Linked DNA regions of Homo sapiens: region 1 is linked to region 2. A link is a contact called in ENCODE Hi-C or POLR2A ChIA-PET data. All regions are on one chromosome and are shown on one strand. The core of a region is the stretch at or near the end of the contact, and the rest is flanking DNA. Distances in the headings are between cores, read along the strand shown. Region 1 has its middle 45 kb from the start of LINC01648. Region 2 overlaps LOC107984934 (a long non-coding RNA gene).

What was found. Hi-C counts contacts between places; a loop is a spot of excess contacts on that map. ChIA-PET counts read pairs that join two places held with the same protein, here RNA polymerase II (POLR2A). Pooled maps may share reads with other maps.
Region 1: a loop to region 2 is called in a pooled map, with 3 times the contacts of the local background. The contact joins two enhancer-like sites. A Hi-C loop is called at or near these places in 5 of 168 maps with a recorded cell type or tissue (HCT116, IMR-90, MCF 10A and 2 more) and 3 of 50 pooled maps. POLR2A ChIA-PET finds 5 or more read pairs at or near these places in 1 of 52 experiments (Panc1).

Annotation. Positions count from the first base shown.
Region 1 is chr1:30,079,873-30,086,162 of GRCh38, reverse strand. No RefSeq gene overlaps it. Among named protein-coding and RNA genes, the nearest start is that of LINC01648, 45 kb to the right of the region's middle. Within about 2 kb of position 1,987, at least 9 of the 41 ENCODE cell types and tissues checked have a DNase peak (open chromatin) inside an H3K27ac peak, as active enhancers do.
Region 2 is chr1:29,684,792-29,690,995 of GRCh38, reverse strand. LOC107984934 (a long non-coding RNA gene) reads right to left here. Exons shown (of 3, transcript XR_001737958.2): 3 at 1,699-4,687. Among named protein-coding and RNA genes, the nearest start is that of LINC01756, 340 kb to the right of the region's middle. RefSeq lists an enhancer at 1,147-1,646. Within about 2 kb of position 2,420, at least 3 of the 41 ENCODE cell types and tissues checked have a DNase peak (open chromatin) inside an H3K27ac peak, as active enhancers do.

The DNA.
Region 1 (6,290 bases), core at 738-3,237, 400 kb before region 2:
GCCCCGCACCGGCACCGCTCCCGGCCGCGGCCTGAAGGTGGCGCTGCAGGACCTCACAAGCGCGGCTGGGCGGGGCCGGGAGGAGGTGGGGAGGGGTCTGCAGAGAGAGGGAGGGGAATGGGGAGGGAAGGAGGGAGGGAGAGAAATGGGGGAAGGGGGAGTATAAGCGAAGGAGAGGACAAAAGAGGAGAAGTGAGGGGAGAGGAGGGGGAGAAAGACAGAGAGAGGGGAGAGTGGGTGGCATCTGAGCTGGTTCATCTAGGTGGAGTAAGAGTTAAAGAGGAGAGAGAGAGAGAGAGAGAGGAGGCCAGAGGGAGGGAGGAAGATAGAAGCCTCCTCCCCTCCTCGCTATTCAGGAGGTCTGAGGAGCCCAGATCCTCTTGGAACACCCGCTCCTCCATGCTTACAGAGAGGTCACTTCCTCCCATAGCCCTCCCTATGCCCTCTGTGGTCTGACCCAGGTGGACCCCAGCCCCATCTTTCCACACCTCCCCACCCTCCCCACCCTGCCCTGGCCAAGCAGAACTGCTTGCCGTTTCCAAGGGCACCAGGCTCCCCCTCTCTGCCAGTGCCCTGCCTGTGCTGGGCTGCTGCAGTAACCTTCTCCCCCTGAGCCTCTTCCCCTGGCTCCCCGACTTCTCCTTCAGGTCTCAGCATAGACACCACCTCCTCTCAGAAGTCCTCCCCTTCTCCATGTCCAGGGCCTGGCCTGCCCCTAGCTCCCCAGCCCCTCCCACATCTTCCCCCATCTCAGCACTGGCCAGGCTGGGCTGTGATTGATTCTGTGTCTGTTCCGCCAGCCAGACCGGAGGCTCCCTGAGGACAGGGACACGGCCTTGTCCCTCTCTGCGTCCCCAGGGTGGCCAGCCCAGTGGATGAACAGCCACAAGTGGGCTATAGATGCTGCCTAAGGGATGAATGGATGATCTCGGGAGGGGCTGGGTGTGGGAGATGAGGAAAGAAGGGACATGGAGCAGGAGGGAGAAAACAGCGGAGAGGAGGTTAATTAGGAGAGAGGCCCTAGGACACCCCAGCCACCAGGGTGCAGGGCCTGGGCCCCAGCACCGCGGGATTCCCGCCCTCCCATGGACCTCAGTGATCTTCCTTCTGAGGTCAGTGCCCACCTGGCTCTGGACCCCTCTGACGATCAGGAAGTTCTTCTTCCTCGTGGGAATCAGGGCTGCTTGAGTCACAAGTGACAGAATCTGCTCAGCTGCAGAGAAGAGGGGGTTTGGCATAAGGACCCTGGTCTCTCAGATGCAGCCAGAACTCAGGAGGGACCCGGACCGGAGACAGGAGCACCAGCCAGAATGCAGACTGACTCTCTTCCACCCACCTCATAAGACTTCAGGTCAGGTCTCTACTTTTCCCATTTCTCACGAATCAGAAATGCATGCATCAGTAGTTCACACAACCAGAAGACCCAACCAGGCTCTCTGTCTCAATTTAGAATTGGTAGCACAGGTACTCTGATTGGCCAAGCCTGGGCAGGTATCTTCTCCTGGTCCAATGCACTGATGGGGTGGGGAGCAGGGCAGGGTCACCAAGCAGAAACAGGGTTTTGGGAGGCGGTGCAAAGCACACTGGGAAGTCGGGGCAGGGAAGACCACTGGCATCCTCACCATGACTTTGCCCTCACCATGATGAGTTTGTGCAGTACCTATTCTTTGCCAGACACTCAGAGGGGCCATTTGACATCTCAGGGAAACATCCTCAAACCAGTTCCTGCTTTCCCATTTGACAGATGAGGGCCAGGGGCCCACAGCCCTGTGCTCGTTCCACTTCCCGTGCTCCCACCTTCTGCTCCCTCCTCTGCCACCGCCCTGCTGGATTTTCTTGGCTCCCTGTCCTCTCTGGACCTCAGTCAAATGGGGAGGACGGAGAGAGCTGTGAGGCTCCCTTTCACTCTGGCACTCAGTCTCTCTGCTCCATTTGAAGGCAGCTGCAGACCCGACATATCTTTCATACCCTTCCCTCACCAGGATCCTTTTGCTGTTTGGGGCCCTTGGAGAAGCCCCTGGGTAAATATTAATAGCACAGAGTTGTGTTTATGTTGGAGAAAGAGGGTGAGTCATTTCCTGCTTCTCTCCCAGACTCAGGATTGTAGCTAAGAATATGTCAGATCTTTGGCATGGCTGTGTGAGACCTGGCTCGATGGGGTCTCGCTGGAGTGAAGCCATGGAATGGCTGCCCCACCGACCACCATCCCAAAGCCAGGCCTGGAGGCTTGGGGTCCAGCCCCGGCCCAGCCCTGTCTGTGCTGTGTGGCTGGCTCTGCCTCTCGGGAGGATCATTGCATCTACCCAGCAGGCATAGAGGAAGCAGGCATGTGGAGCCTGGCACACGGAGGGGCCTGGGGATCCTGGTTCTCTTGCTGCTGCCTTCCCCGTGCCCTGCTGATCACACTCATCTGTCTTCCCTTCCCGGTGTGAACTTCTCAAGGACAGGGCGCAGGCCAGGTTTCCCTTGGTGGCCCAGAGCTGGCACAGGGCCTGGAACTTTGGAGGGGCTCTGTCCAGCTCATGTTGACCCCTTCACAGTCCTCAGCACCTTCTGGGGTGCCTCCCAGAGGCCAGGCTTGTGCCTTTTTAATGTGCTTCTAGAGAAGAGCAAGTGAGCCAGAGTAGACAATCAGAAAACAGATCCAAGTCAGACCAAGTGGAGTCCCTTTGCCAGAAATCTGGGACTGAGAGAATCTGGTTCTATCTGGGCTGTTCTGTCAGATGGAGGAGACATTCATGCTCAGGACCTGAAGGCCACTATCTTCTGTCCTGCAGATGGAGAAAGGAGAAGCCGGGTCTGCTGTGTCCTGGGCCTGTCTCCTTCTGAGGCTGGCTGCCTTGTCATCCTGGGGTTCCAGGAGATGTCCCTTGTGTTCTGCTTAAGCCAGTTTGAGTTGCTTCCTATAGCTGCACCACAGCACCAGCTAATCCGCTCACAGAAGGCCTCCATGTGCCAAGCACCAAGCCATTTCACGGCATTACCTTACATAGCCCTCACTTCCGACCTACCAGGTGCACATTATCATTCTCCCATCTCAGTGGGACAAAATCACAAAGTCACAAAGCTGGCACTGGGCGAGTTCAGGTTGATTGCCTGAGGTCCCCTGGAGTAGAACCTGATTTTTCCCCATAGCCCTAGTAGGATCTTCTGCCACCCAGACCTTCTACAATCAAATGGACTGAGCACCCACCAGAGCCCACCAACTCAGGCCTACGTGCTCAGCAGACCTATGGGGAGCTGGGAGCTTAGGGAGTCCCTGGGGCCGCCCTGCAGTGACCAGTCTGGAGCTTGGAGAGGAGATAGCTCGTGGGTGGTGTGGTGGGGTGGGGTGGGGGTCACTGCACACATCACTATCCAAACAGGACAGTCTGGCTCTCCATTCCAATAGTCATTTGAATGATCCGAGGATAATTGGAATCACAGAGCCATCTACTACTTCCACTCTCAGGCCACAGATGATTGTTTGGTGGCTACGGGCCCCGCCTGGTGCAGACACCGAAATGACCTTCCATTTTTCTCTCCCAGACGAGCCAGTGGATTCTTTCCAGGGCCAAGGTTCCCACTCAAACCTGAAACCCCCTCCCCATCAGCCCTCCAGGCACTGAGAGTAATTGGCTACCTGTGGCTGTCCCCAGGGGTGAGTGACCCCAGTGCTTTCAGGTAGAGCTATTTATAAGGAGGGAATGGGAGGCAGGGGCACCTGAAGCCTGTCCTGCTGACATCAGCAGACTGTTGGCAGTAGCTGTCTCCACCGTCCAGGAGCTGCCTTCAAAGCGAAGGGGAGTAGCAGTGGAGGATGCTGGAGGCCATTGAACCCAGCTCCTTCATTACACTGCCGGGGGAAACTCTGTTCCAGAGAGGAATAGACACAAGCCTAGTGTCTCACAGCAAGGCTGTGATGTGGCCAATGATACTGAGTGGATAGAGATTCCATGAACAATACTGAGTGGGTAGAGATTTTATGAACAATGTTGAGTGGATAGAGTTCTGCCAGGCATTATGCAGAACTCTGGACACAAGTGTAAGTCAGACAGACACAGTCCCCAAACTCATGGAAGTCACAAAATAAGCTGGGAGAGAAGCTACTCATTCTTTGCGAATTGTGTAGTGTGTGCCTGGGTCTTGGGGTCAGGGAGGGCTTCCCTGAGAGAGAGGAGGAGGAACAAGAGGAGGGAGGGGCGTTCCGGGTAGAAGCAGCAGAGCCAGAGGTGTTTGGAGGCTGCTGCAGAGCTGTGTGGGGGAGCAGAGGGAGGGAGGAGCAGAGAGGCAGAAAGGCCAGTAGCAGCCCAGAGGTCTGCAGGGCCCAGAGCACACAGCATTGTCGGGGAGCTTGACTCAAGCTCAGAACTGTGGACCTAACTCCAGGCTTGGTTGGTGGATCTATCCCCCAACATGGCTATTTCTTCACAGTGGGCCTTCATTAAACCAAAGAAAGAAAACACAGGTTAAACACTCAGGTTACCAAGGGACACCGAAAATGAGAAGGAAAACAAGCCAGCATTTGAGCAGTGGTTTGCCATTTGCCATTTGCAAAGCCCTTTTCTCACCTGTTGTTTCATTTGGTTTTTACCATAAGCCGCAGGCTGCAGAGTGCTGTCTTCATTATGCAGGTGAGTCAACTGAGGCTTGGTTAAGGGACTTGTCTAAGGACTTCCAGCTAATGAAGGGAGAAAACAGATTTGCATTCAAACCTGTCTAATTCCTAAATTCCATTTCCACATTTTTCACCAGACTGACAGGCAGGATTTTAAATAGGGGAGTGACTTTTAATCTGGTCATAGAAACAGAAAGGAATAGGAATCGGATGTTAGGGAAAGGAAAGAGAGGAAAGTCTGCGGGTGGGGCCCGGGCAGAGGCAGTCTCTGCAGGTGCAGTCAGCATGCCAATAAGAACAACAGCAGCTGCATTTACTTGAGCATTTACTATGTGCCGGGACTTTGCTAGCACCTAAGATGTGTCACCTCATTTACTCTTCAAATGGCCTGTGATGGGGGTGCCATCACAGCTGGCCCGTGGTGGAGCTGGGATCAGACCCAGGTCCGTCTGAGCAGAAACTGAGGGCTCAACTGCTACACCCCAGATAGAGCTTCTGCTGCCAAAATCTCTCCCTGGCTGTGACTTCTGTGTCTGTGTTTCTTCATCTGTAAAACAGGGATACCTGTGGAACATGAGGAAGAAATTTACATCCATCAGAATTTTTCTTAGGAAGAAAAATGCAATATTTATCTGAAAGTGGGAACCCATGTGGCGACAAAAGCCAACACCCCAAGGGTGCAGGCCCAGCTGGCACAAAGACTTTGTAGCAGGAAGCAGGTAGAAGCAGTGTGCATGAGGTGGGATAGAAGGCCGCTTCCTCCAGAGAAGGAGGCCGTGGGGAAGTGTAGAACAGCCAGTGAGGGGGTGTAGTCTATGCCTTCCCCTCCAGTCACAAATTTGTAATAAGCAAATGCATTCAAAATGCTTCACGTGCGCACATATTTTAGAAACCAGAGATGGAGCTAGGCTTTGCGTTTGAAATAACCCAGGATGAAAGAGACCCATCCAGGGGGACAGGGGAGCCCAGCTGCAGGAGCAGGAGCCCTGGGAATCAAGATAGTGTGGCCACGGGACTGCCCAGGTCTGGAGCTAGTTATACCAGTTTCTCCCAGGGCCAAGGGTGCCCCAGCCGGCACCTGGTTCCCCTGACCTTGCTAGTCATATCTACCTTCGAATCATCCTCCGACACTTCCTGCAAGCCATGCTCACGATCCTTCAAAGGATGAGTCTCCTCCCGCTCTCCAGACTCCAGTGCCCAGTGTCCTGCATCTTCATCCTCACACCCTCTGTGGTATCATCCTCACGCCCTCCATGGTATCATCCTCACGCCCTCCATGGTATCATCCTCACCACGTTTACAAAGTGAGCTCTGATCCTCCGTGTGACAAGCAAAGCAAGGCAAGGCTACAGGAGAAGGGAAGGGGAGGGAAGGGGAAAGTTAGGTTGAGAAAGTTTTTTTCTCTTCCTGGTTTGCTGGGAGTTCTCATTAAGAATTAATGTTGAATTTTGTCAAATGCTTTTTTCGTATCTATTGAGTTCTCCATATAATCTTTCCTTTTTAATTTTGTGAATGTTAAACCAATCTTGCATTTGTGGGTAATCGCTACTAGGTTGTGATGTGTTCTCTTTTCTATTTATTGTTGATTGCTATTTGCTAAAATATCATTTAGAATTTTTACAACTATGTGGCTGAGTGCGGTGGCTCACACCTGTAATCCCAACACTTTGGGAGGCCGAGGCGGGTGGATCAC
Region 2 (6,204 bases), core at 1,171-3,670:
GCTCTCTCCGCTCTGGCACTGCGTGTGCAAGATCCAGCCACCCTGATCTTCTGCAATCTCAGCTCCATCTCCTCAGCTCCAGGACCTCCCTGGGTTCCGCTGGGTCCTTCTTCCCCACCTCACGACCTGGAAGTGCTCTCAGGGCCGTAAGCCAGGGAAGTTGCAAGCCTCCTTTCACTTGCTTCTCATCTCTCCTTCATTGCCTCATGCCCAGTGTCTTGGAAACCACTGTTTTCACCGATTTTGTCTGTTTTTCATCACCTCGGGAGGAAGCGTGAATCCAATCCCTGTCACTCCATCCTGACTGGAAGAGGAAATCTCTGCAGCTGGGGTTGAAAACCACGGAGCTACACCAACGACTTCACTGTTCAAATGGGGAAACTGAGGCTTGCACAAGATCACACAGCAGACCTTCATCACCCCATCTGTGGGATTCTCATCAGAGCCCCACGGTGATTTCTTGAGTTGACAATCACCAGAGAGCATGGAGGAAACAGAAATTGCCCTCAGCACACTTCTGTGCCAACCCAGAGTGAGGGCTAGGATGGAGCCTGTCTCCCTCGGTAGCTCGCAGTCCTGTGCATCTTCCTCCCCTCTTCCTCTGGCCTCAGCAAAGCCCAGCCCGAGGGGGTCACCTGGCACCTCGACTGCAGATGGCGTCTCCAGCCTCCCAGCCGTGTCTGGGGACTGTGCCCAGGAAATAATTGTCAATTGTAAAGGAGAAGGGAGAATTAAGAGCTGGAGTGAGGAATGGTGCTGCAGACAGGGATGCTGCAGGAAAACGCCAAGCCAGCTTCCCCCGGAGGAAGCCCAATTCCAGCCCATCATTAGGTTCTCCCAGCTTTCACATTTAAAAATCTAGATCTAAACCAGATACAGAAAACTGATTTCCTTCCTCACTTTCCTTCTCCTCCCCTTGCCTTTTCCGTCCAGGTGCCTGGTGGATGTGTCTGGGTCTTTAGCAGCCCTCAGATGAGGGGAAAGCAAGAACTTCTCAAACTACCGCTAGAAAATGACGATGCGGGAGAGGCATCCATCCCACCCACTGGGGCAAAGTGTGGCCATAAGCTGTCAAGGGGGAGGGAGATGGGAGAACACCAAAGCCTGGCTCTTGCTGGCTGGGCCCAGGGCCCTCAGAGCTCCCCATCCATCCCTCAAGCCCGCTCCTCCCTGGGGTTTCCTATCCCAGAAACGTCCTGCCATCCCCACCAGGGTCCCAGACTGGGAAGCCAAGAGATACCTCCTCTCCTTTATCTCTCCCCCACAGTAAAAGTTAGTCCTGCCCTGTTCCTTCACCAAATGTACCAAGTGCCCACTGAATGCCCACCCTTCTCCAGGGACACAGCGATGACGGAAGCAGACCCATCCCTGTCCCCGTGGAGCTCAGCTCCAGCAGGAGAGACAGGACAGGGAAGCTCCAGGTGATGAGGCGCAGCTGTGCCAAGGGTGCCACCTGGTGTCGTGGGAGCTGTAACGCCGGAGGGGGGAGGGGAGGCCCCAGCAGGAGGGCTGGGAGGGCAAAGGCCCCGGGTGGGCACAGCTGGGGATGGGTGGGGTCTTTGCATTGTTAGGCCCCAGCTTCCCAGCTCTGAGCAACAGAGTCTCTGGCATTACAGCTGCCCCCTGCCCTAGCTTCACAGTAGGTCCAGGGCCTCTCCAGTGGACTCACACCTGACTGGACTCTGTGACCCCATTTCTACCTCTAAAATAGTTAATTCGTTGCTCCAGGATGGCCCCACTCACCAGTGGGGATGGCCCTCCCCACAATGGGGACCGGCCCCGCCCATACAAGGCTGTTCTCTGATGGCCTCCTTCCCTTGGCCCACCCTCTCCTACGGCCCAACATCCTCCTGAGAGCCCAGCCTGCCCCCTACTTTGGCCATTGAAGGGCTCTTGAGGACCCCCGGAGACCAGCTCGTTGGTGACATTGTGTGCAAGAGCAGCACGGCTGGTCCTCCAGTGAGAGGCTGCAGGCATCTCTCCAGACCTCTTTGAGAACAAAGATCTCAACTTCTACGTCTCAACCAGGAACCAAGGTGGAAGGGTTTCCTACCCCTTCCCCAGCAGAAAACGGCTTTTGCTCCAGCCCCTCCCCCAGAGACAACAGATCTTTGTCTGAGCCTCCAGGGTAGAAGGTTTTTCCTGCCCCAGGGAAGTGGTTTGAGGCTTTTGCTTCCGATAAGAGAAGGGTCTGGGAAGTGGGAGGGTTTTCATGTCCCTGTGCCCTTGAGAGGTGGCTGACTCAGATCCCTGTCCTGTCCCGTCTTTGTCCTGAGCTTTACCGGAAGCAGCTGATGAAGGAACGTGAACTCCTTTTAAGTGTGGGGGCTCCTGGGATGGCTCAGCTGTAAAGCCTTTGCACACTCAGCCTTTAAGAATTCATTGCAGTGTTAGCTGTCTGTTATGGCAGCCCACTCTCCCTCCAGGGTTCTGCCAGAGGTGCAGGAGTGGGTGGTTCTGTCTTTCTCAGAAGATCTTGTCATCCTTTAGGTTTCAGTTCAGTTGGCTGCCTTGCGACTCCAGCTCTCTGAAGGGCTCAAGAAAAGTTATGACTCTGTAGATTATCTGGCCTTTTTTCTCATTTTGTCTCATGTGTCTTTTCATATCCTAAGTAGAAACAGAAATTCATGCGAGAACCAAAAAAGTAAACAGAATGTTAGGAAGCTTAAGCAAATGTTGGAGGCAGCATAATGATGTGGCAGCTTCTTCCTGTAGAAAGGTCACTTTTTCATTTCAGAATTCAATAAATATTTGTTGAGCACGTATTATATGCCAGTCACTGTTCCAGACATTGGATGCATTGGAGGCAGAGAGACCAAGTGGGAGGCTGTTGGAGTAGATTGATAAACAAAGGCCCAGAGAGGGAGATAGAATATACCCAGGTCACACAGTGAGAGAGCACAGAGTTGGGATGGGAACCCAGCTTCTTTGACTCCATGCCCAGGGCTGCCCTGCCTTTCATCATGAGGTTTGCTGGAAGCCTCTGAAGATAATCTAATTATCACCCTGCTGGGAAACAAGAGCCATGGGCCAGAGCTCTGTGCCTCCAAAAGACGATGAAATTCAATTTGGGGCCTGAGAAATTCATGAAGACTAAATAAAAAGGGAACAATTGAGCTGGTAAATGTGTGGTGAGACAGGCATTCTCATGCAGTGCTGGAAACCTTTTTGGAAGACAACTAAGTAGGAACGCTCTTGAGCCTCAGCAATGTCAGTGCTCTGATGCACTGATTCCACCTCCAGGAATTTGTCCTAGAGATGCTTATTGCAGCCTGATAATAACAGTGAAAAGCTGGAAACTGTAATGCCCTGTCTATCCAACCAGAAAGAATGAAAAAGTCAATTATGAAGCATCTCAATGAGGGACCATTATGAAGCTATTAACATCCCGTTTTTGAGGAACTTTTTAATGATGTGAGAAAATGCTCACAACAGAATGGTAAGCAAAAAAAAAAAAAAAAAAAAAGAGAGAGACAGGTGAATACAGTAAGATCTCAATGACAAAATATATCGTATATAAACATCTACAATACATGCCTATAGAAAAGCTAGATAATCCTACTGACAACAGCAATAAGGAGACAGAAAAGCTGTTGGTTGAGCCCTGGCTTTGTGTCAACTATTGTGCAAAGGGCTTGCCACGCATTCGTTAGTTCTTTTAATGCTAAATGGACATACATGGAAGAAAAGGAGGCACAGAGAAGTTCATTGACAAGTCCAATGTCACAAAGCTGAGTCCAAGCTAAGATTTGAACTCAGGTCTGGAAGACTCCTCTCTCTACTGTGAACCTTTAAGGCTGAGGAGAGGGGCAGGCAGGGTCTTGGACTGACCCACTGCCCCCAGCCCCTGGAGAATTCATTCACTATCTCTTGGGAGCCTACTGAGACTCTCTCAATTGTCCTGACTAACTGAGGTCCAGATCCCCCTGACCCCCATCTCCCACCCCCAAGCTGGTCCATGCCTTTCCTCTCCATTGGGCTACATCTCCCTCCACCCCAACACACACATAATCCTCTGCATTAATCACATATTTCCCCGGTGGACCATGCTGACAGCTGGGAGGTGCATGGAGATGGACAGCCCCGTGACTGTCTCACAACCTGGGAGGTGCGTGGAGATGGATGGCCCCGTGACTGTCTCACAACCTGGGAGGTGCGTGGAGATGGACGGCCCCGTGACTGTCTCAGAACCTGGAAGATGCGTGGAGATGGACAACTCTGTGACTGTCTCACGGCCTGGGAGGTGCATGGAGCTGGACGGCCCTGTGACTGTCTGATGGCCCAAGCCCTGCTCATTAGTGCAGCTTACACATCCATCACCTTCAGCGAAAGACAAACACCAGCGCAGGAGGATCCGGGAACTATCACTCAAGGGGTCCTTAAATAGAGGGGGTAAAGAGAAACTAGCTTCTTCCCTGATTTTTTGATAAATTTTTCTTTAATGCATCAGTCTCTAGTGTCCCTGCCCAGCCTGGGCTGCCTGAGCCACTCCTCACCTAGCCTGGGGCAATCAGGAAATACACCGCCTGTCTGCTCACTCGCACGTGGAGAGCAATCTCATGAGGCCCCCTGGATTTTATCCTCCCCTCCCTGAATGTGCAGATATCTCATCCACCTCTTGTTTTGATGGATCTAGATGTTCTGATCCGAAATGTGGTGCAGCAGCTGAGCAGAGGAGTGAAGCTTCCTGGAAGGAGGAGGAGAGAAGGGATTAATTCCGCCACACTTACCATTCTCACCCCAGCTCATCCTGCCCTGCCCAGCCAGCCCTCTGCACCGCCTGCACCTCCCTTCTGTGGGGTCCCGAAATGGCAGCTATACTGTGGGCATGCCGGTGTGTTGGTCACCGGCATCAAGCTGCCCAGACCTCTTTCCCAGAAGGATCTCAGATCCAGCCAGGCCCCCGTTATTATAGATCTCAGCCTACACCATAGGCATAGGTGCAAGCAGAGAGGACTTTAATTAATTTTGTGTGTGTGTGTGTGTGTGTGTGTGTGCGTGTGTGTTCTCCTTTACAAAGCATTTTCCTATCCATTCTCCACATCTCTGCAAGGCCAGGAGATTTATTAGCCCCACTTTATAGATGAGGAAAGTGAGGCACAGACAGGTAAGATGTTTACCACTTGAAGTTACCCAGCTAGTTAAGTCATGGCCATTGGACTCCAACTCGCGTTTGACTGATACAAAGTCACTGGGTTCCCTGGGTCACAAGGGCTTCTTGAGATGCAGACACTGAGATGGAGTTGGGGACATGAGTGGAGATGCTTATTAGGGATGGACAGAAAGGGGAAAGGAAGGAAGGAGGGGCCAGAGGGGAGGAAGTCAGCCTGGTCCACAGCCAGAAGGTAAGTAGCTTGAGTCAGCTGTCAGAATTGCCCAGCGCAGGGCAAAACTGGCTGGGCATTTCCACCCTGTCTTGCTCAGCCCCTGAGTGTGTGCTCCCAGGAAGGGAGCCCCTGCAGCAGAGCTAACAGAAGGAGGCCCTCTGTGGACTGCACTCTCGGAGCTGGGAGCAAGCCTTTCCTTGATGGTGCCTCTGGGTGTGCGTCTCCTTGTCTACTACTCACACAGGCTAAAAGTTCAAGTGCAAGAGAGTGAGTAGGTCCCTACTCTTTCGAGCACAAGAGCGGGATAGGAAGGATAAACTGTCAGGGCATCCAAGTGGGCCCCTCCTCATCTGTCACAGCACTCCCCTGGTGCTGCTCACATTCATTTCTCCATGCAGGGAACTCTTAGGGATCACCAGGTTCTGCACACATTCCTCCCTGCCCCCACTGCACTGCAGCAGCCCCCCACCTCCTGCTGATCAGACTCCATTACCCTCACCAAGACTGCGACCTCGTCTTCTTGCTTTTCTAGTCCCTGGGTACAAGGAGCCCAAATACCCAGGCAGCCACCATGGCAAACAAGCTAGAGACTCTTACTGTGTTCCCTGGAACATGCAGGTCCCCCTTGGGGACCAGGATGTCCAGCCTTGCAGAGCCCAGAGTCGCAGGGATGGGAGTCACTAAGTCTGGCAGTGGTTCACTAGGAGAATAGTAAGTGGGGCCACTTTGGCTCCTACCTGTTTTTCTTAAGTCCATGTACTCTTCTTATTGGGGAGCAACCCTTATATAGGGCTTTGATTAGATGCATATACTGCATCCTGAAGGATGGAACCTTGTGCTCACAGGGTATTTCCTCCAAGCTGGCGCTCTGGCTGGG